Regions from separate parts of the Homo sapiens genome. Here region 1 is linked to region 2. Evidence: chromatin loops called from intact Hi-C (ENCODE). Cell type or tissue: OCI-LY7. All regions are shown on one strand. Each heading gives the region's core, and the rest is flanking DNA. Links, peaks and the distances in the headings are about the cores only. Region 1 has its middle 77 kb from the start of ZNF280B. Region 2 has its middle 130 kb from the start of ZNF280B.

Evidence for each region. A loop is a pair of places that touch in the nucleus more often than their neighbours do. Peaks named below come from ENCODE experiments on the same cell type or tissue, not always from the same donor. Only the 100,000 strongest peaks of a DNase experiment are listed, where the experiment ranks them.
Region 1: it touches region 2 in a loop (6-fold over the local background); 2 of 110 quality-filtered maps call a loop at or near these places.

The regions. Positions count from the first base shown.
Region 1 is chr22:22,430,431-22,433,340 of GRCh38, reverse strand. It overlaps IGL and IGLV1-36. Among named protein-coding and RNA genes, the nearest start is that of ZNF280B, 77 kb to the left of the region's middle. In OCI-LY7, for the core only: CTCF peaks have their summits at 1,475 and 1,680 (motif pointing left); a DNase peak (open chromatin) is centred at 1,640.
Region 2 is chr22:22,379,338-22,382,247 of GRCh38, reverse strand. It overlaps IGL and IGLV1-44. Among named protein-coding and RNA genes, the nearest start is that of ZNF280B, 130 kb to the left of the region's middle. In OCI-LY7, for the core only: a CTCF peak has its summit at 1,725 (motif pointing left); DNase peaks (open chromatin) are centred at 797 and 1,607; H3K4me3 peaks cover 2,319 bases; H3K27ac peaks cover 2,500 bases.

The DNA of each region.
Region 1 (2,910 bases), core at 252-2,751, 51 kb before region 2:
TTAAAATAAATACATAAATAAAATCAGAAAAAAATGGCCTAAGGACCTTCAAAGATAGTAAGGAGCCCTCTACGAGATGGGTACAATGCAGCAACAACAGCGAGAATCTCAAAAGAAGTGTGCAGAGTGAAAGAAGCCTGAACAAATGGGAAGATAATGTTTGATAACACTGATACATTCCAGAAAAGAGAAACCAAACAGTAGTGACAGAGGCAGATCTGCAACTTCCAAGGAGGGTGTTGGGGGAGGGAATGAGGTGACAAGGGTCATGAGGAGCTATTGGGGTTGGTCACAGGTTGTATGTTGTATAGCTCCCGGTGGTGGTGATGTTTTCAAGGATCCATAGAAATGCCAAAATTTGTCTCATTCCCTATTGTAAATATGGGTGGCTTATTATATGTGCATTATTCCTACATGAAAGGAGTTTTATTAAAAAAAGAATAGGCTGGAGAGAAAGGAAGCACAGGGATTCACACTGAGGAGAAGGGGGAGGAAGACACCACTCTGGAAACTCCTGGAAATGGAAAAAGTAGGATGATGGAGACACAGGTTCCCCAACAGAAGTGGGTCTGTGATGACACAGCTGGACCTGCCACCTCAGCCCAGGACTTCAGTGCAGAGACCCTGTGTCCCAAGCTACAGGGAGCAGGACACCCTGCTTTTGTTTTCTGGACACCCTGTTCCTGACTCTGAGGACTCAGGGGAGGAGGAGCCTCCACTCTCAGGCAGGGCCCTGGATATCCCTGGACCCATGGGGGAAGCTGCAGCAGCAGAAGCCACAGGCCAGGCCTGAGCAGCAGCAGCCGGGGCTCACCCTCCTGGCAGAAAAGGAAGGGGGTTCTTGTCTCTGTTCCCCCTGGGCCTGGAGCACTGTGGGACCATTCAGGCTGTCATCCCATGCTGCACAGTAATAATCAGCCTCATCCTCAGACTGGAGCCCACTGATGGCCAGGGAGGCTGAGGTGCCAGACTTGGAGCCAGAGAATCGGTCAGAGACCCCTGAGGGCAGCAGATCATCATAATAGATGAGGAGTTTGGGAGCCTTTCCTGGGAGCTGCTGGTACCAGTTTACAGCATTATTTCCGATGTTGGAGCTGCTTCCAGAACAGGAGATGGTGACCCTCTGCCTGGGGGCTTCAGACACCGAGGGTGGCTGAGTCAGCACAGACTGGGCCCAGGACCCTGGAAGTGAGAGAGACACAGACATGGTGATTGACAAGAGACAAAAGGAGACAAGAGGAGAAAGCAGGGTCGCATGGGCTTCCCAGGGCCTCTCTCTTGGTCCCCATCCTGTCACCTGCACAGTGAGTGATGAGGGTGAGGAAGAGAGGGGACCAGGCCATGCTGGAGATTGTCCTGAGTCCTGTCTTCTCTACCCGCAGCTGAAGCTGAGCTTCCCCCAAATCTCTCCCTTTCTTCATACTCTGAGAGGGGGAGAGTCCATCCATGCAAATCAGACCCCCCCCAGGTTTGTGACCCCACCCTGAGCCCTGGGTCAGGCTCCTTGGCTTGAGGATGTCAGGGGGTGGCAGGGGTGGAGCTTTGTGGTCCCAGGGGGTGGGGAGGACACAGCTGTGAGCCCTGAGCAGAGGACACCAGGCAGGGCAGGCGGCTGGTTCTGCTCTGATCACCCCTGTCTTCTCAGGAATGATCCCCATGCGCCCTCTGGTGTCCAGATCAAGGTAAACCATTCTATGATAAGGTGACCAGAACCTCTCAGATACATGGCTTCCTCCCCCCATTCTGTCCACTGCCCCCTCTCTCAGGTCCAAGGCAGGCCAAGTGGTGTCTGTGTCTCCTCCCTGTGACTTCAGGGCTATCTTCACGCTCTACTGAGGAGTCTTCAGACTCCTCAGGAGTGAATCTTTCCATGGCTCTTTGGCTGTACATTGTAGAGGACTCAGGTGGTATCTACATAAAGTCCTATGTCAGGATCAAGCCCATAGCAGGGACCAGCCCCATGGACTCACCTCCCCACCTGTGTTGGACACCAGGTCCTCTCCTCTCATGTGGCTCCTTCCTGGTGGCTAGAGCTCTCCTTCCTCTGTGGATCCTGTGGCGCTGAGGAGAAAGGGAGCTCTTTCCTCTAGGATTCCCTGGGGAGGAATTCCCAGAGGGTTTTCCTGGTAAATCTTTGTTCTCCCTCTACTTCCCCAGATTTGCAGTCATAGTCATCTGGATACTGTGACCAGGGATCTTGCCTAGGAGTCTGTACACTAAATGCTCATCTGCAGGGGATCCTGGCAAATGACTTTGGAGTGTTTCACTTATGAACAAAAAGAGCAAAGATGCTCAGTCTTTGAAGATGGGAAGAATTAAAATTTTAACTTGGTTTAACCAGAGTCTGTCCTCAGGTGAGCCTGATACGTGTTAGCTCTCAACATCAAGCACCCCAACTAGGATTTTTAGGGAAAAATTATGGTTCAAATTCAGTAGTGAGTGTTATGGGGGTGGCTTAAGGATGATAGAAAATTATTTATCTTTGATCTGTAATGACAACTAGAATCTAATAAGCTAAAAACAAGCTTAAGAAAAATTGTAATTCTGTTGATCAGAATGAAAAATGAAACAGGTTATGCCTATGACTGCATGAATTCTGGCATGATACATCCTGGGCTCTTAATAATTACTAGTTTGGGGAATTCTATGGGGATGGAGGAAAACAGCTGGATGGTTTTGTTGATATTTCCACTGGTGAATGTATCACCAGGCAGTTGCCGTAGAATGAGATTTTAAGTGCTCCATTTAAAAATGGAATAGTGAGATTTAATATAGACATTTAAATAAAACCAGTCCATATATGGAACTGAAATAAAATGTATGCTGTGTTTTGGGATTGCATTTCAAGGGTGTCATTATTTTAAGTGTTCCTTTTAGTGTAAGCCATGTTCCTTTACATAATTTTTATAG
Region 2 (2,910 bases), core at 211-2,710:
TGAACATCACCCATAGAGTTTGTTTGATGAACAATAAATTCAAACTTTAAAGGAAATACATGAATAAAATCAGAAAAAAATGGCCTAAGGACCCTTAAAGATAGTAATGAGCCCTCTAAGGGATGGGTGCAATTCAGCGACAGCAGGGATAATCTCAAAGCAAGTGTGCAGAGTGAAAGAAGCCTGAACAAATGGGAAGATAACGTTTGATAACACTGATACATTCCAGAAAAAAAAACCAAACAGTAGTGAGAGAGGCAGATCTGTGGCTTCCTGAGAGGCCATTAGGGGAGGGAGGGAGGAGACAAGCATCATGAGGAGCTGCCGGGATGGTCACAATAGCTCCCGGGGATGGTGATGTTTTCAAGGAACCAGAAAAATGCCAAAATTTGTCTAATTTCCTGTTATAAATATGGGTAGTTTATTAGATGTGCATAGTTCCTACATGAAAGGAGTTTTATTAAAAAAGAATAGGCTGGAGAGAAAGGAAGCACAGGGATTCACACTGAGGAGCAGGGGGAGGAAGACACCACTCTGGAAACTCCTGGAAATGGGAAAAGGAGGATGACGGAGACACGGGTTCCCCATCAGAGGTGGGTCTGAGATGACACAACTGGACCTGCCACCTCAGCCCAGGACTTCAGTGCAGAGACCCTGTGTCCTAAGCTGCAGGGAGGAGGATGTTCTGTTTCCTGGATGTCCTGTTCCTGACTCTGAGGACTGAAGGGGAGGAGGAGCCTCCACTCTCAGGCAGGGCCCTGGATGCCCCTGGACCCATGAAGGAAGCTGCAGCAGCAGAAGCCACAGGCCAGGCCTGAGCAGCAGCTGCTGGGGCTCACCCTCCTGACAGAGGAGGAAGGGGGTTCTTGTCTCAGTTCCCCATTGGCCTGGAGCACTGTGGGACCATTCAGGCTGTCATCCCATGCTGCACAGTAATAATCAGCCTCATCCTCAGACTGGAGCCCACTGATGGCCAGGGAGGCTGAGGTGCCAGACTTGGAGCCAGAGAATCGGTCAGGGACCCCTGAGGGCCGCTGATTATTACTATAGATGAGGAGTTTGGGGGCCGTTCCTGGGAGCTGCTGGTACCAGTTTACAGTATTACTTCCGATGTTGGAGCTGCTTCCAGAACAAGAGATGGTGACCCTCTGCCCGGGGGTCCCAGACGCTGAGGGTGGCTGAGTCAGCACAGACTGGGCCCAGGACCCTGGAAGTGAGAGAGACACAGACATGGTGATTGACAAGAGACAAAAGGAGACAAGAGGAGAAAGCAGGGCCCCATGGGCTTCCCAGGGCCCCTTTCTTGGTCCCCATCCTGTCACCTGCACAGTGAGTGAGGAGGGTGAGGAGGAGAGGGAAGCTGGCCATGCTGGAGATTGTCCTGAGTCCTGTCTTCTCTACCCACAGCTGAAGCTGAGCTTCCCCCAGATCTCTCCCTCTCTTCATACTCTGAGAGGGGGAGAGTCCATCCATGCAAATCAGACCCCCCCAGCTTTGTGACCCCACCCTGAGCCCTGGGTCAGGCTCCTTGCCTTGAGGATGTCAGGGTGTGGCAGGGGTGGAGCTCTGTGGTCCCAGAGGGTGGGGAGAACACAGTTGTGAGCCCTGAGCAGAGGACAACAGGCACAACAGGTGGCCGGTTGTGCTCCCATCACCGCCCACCCCCGCCCCCCGCGCGTCTTCTCAGAAATGGTCCCCCAGCGTCCCCTGGTGTCCAGCCAAGGTAAACCATTCTATGATAAGGTGACCAGAGCCTCTCATTCACACCACTGCCTCCCCTCTGTTCTGTCCACTGCCCCCTCTCTCAGGTCCAGGCCAGCTCAAGTGACACCTGTGTCTTCCCGCTGTGACCTCAAGGCAGTCTTCGCGCTCTACTGGACTCCTCAGGAGTGAATCTGTCCATGGCTCTGTGGCTGTACATTGCAGAGGACTCAGGTGGTGTCTACACAGAGTCCTCTTATGTCAGGATCAAGCCCAGAGCGGGGACCAGCCCCATGGACTCACTTCCCCACCTGTGTGGGACACCTGGTCCTCTCCTCTCATGTGGCTCCTTCCTGCTGGCTAGAGCTCTCCTTCCTCTGTGGATCCTGTGGAGCTGAAGAGAAAGGGAGCTCTTCCCTCTAGGGTGCCTTGGGAAGACATTCCCAGAGGGTTTTTCTGGTAAATCTTTGTTCTCTCTCTACTTCCCCAGGTTTGCAGTCAAAGTCATTTGGATACTGTGACCAGGGATCTTGCCTAGGAGTCTGTACACTGAATGCCCATCTACAGGGGATCCTGGCAAATGACTTTGGAGTGTTTCACTTATGAGCAAAAAGAGCAAAGATGCTCAGTCTTTGAAGATGGGAAGAATTAAAACTTCAACTTGGTTTAACCAGCGTCTGTCCTCAGGTGAGCCTGATACATGGCAGCTCTTACTATCGAGCCGCCAACGAGGATTTCTAGGAGAAGATTTTGGTTCAAATTCAGTAGTGAGTGTTGTGGGGGTGGCTTAAAGATGATAGAAATTTTTCGTCTTTGATCTGTAATGACGTCTAGAATCTAATGAACTAAAAACAACAAGCTTAACAGAAAACATAATTCTGTTGATCAAAATGAAAAATGAAACAGGTTATGTCTGTGACTGCCTGAGTTCTGGCATGATACACCCTGGGCTCTTAATAAATATTTGTTTAGGGAATTTTAAGGGGATACAGAAAAACAGCAAGATGATTATGTTGATATAAGTTGTAATACAATAAGATTTTAAATGCTCCATTTAAACAACCAAATAGTGAAACCTAATACAGACATTTAAATAAAACCAGTCCATACATGGAACTGAAATAAAATGTATGCTGTGTTTTGGGATTGCATTTCAAGGGTGTTGTTATTTTAAATGTTTCTTTTAGTGTAAGCCATGTGCCTTTACAT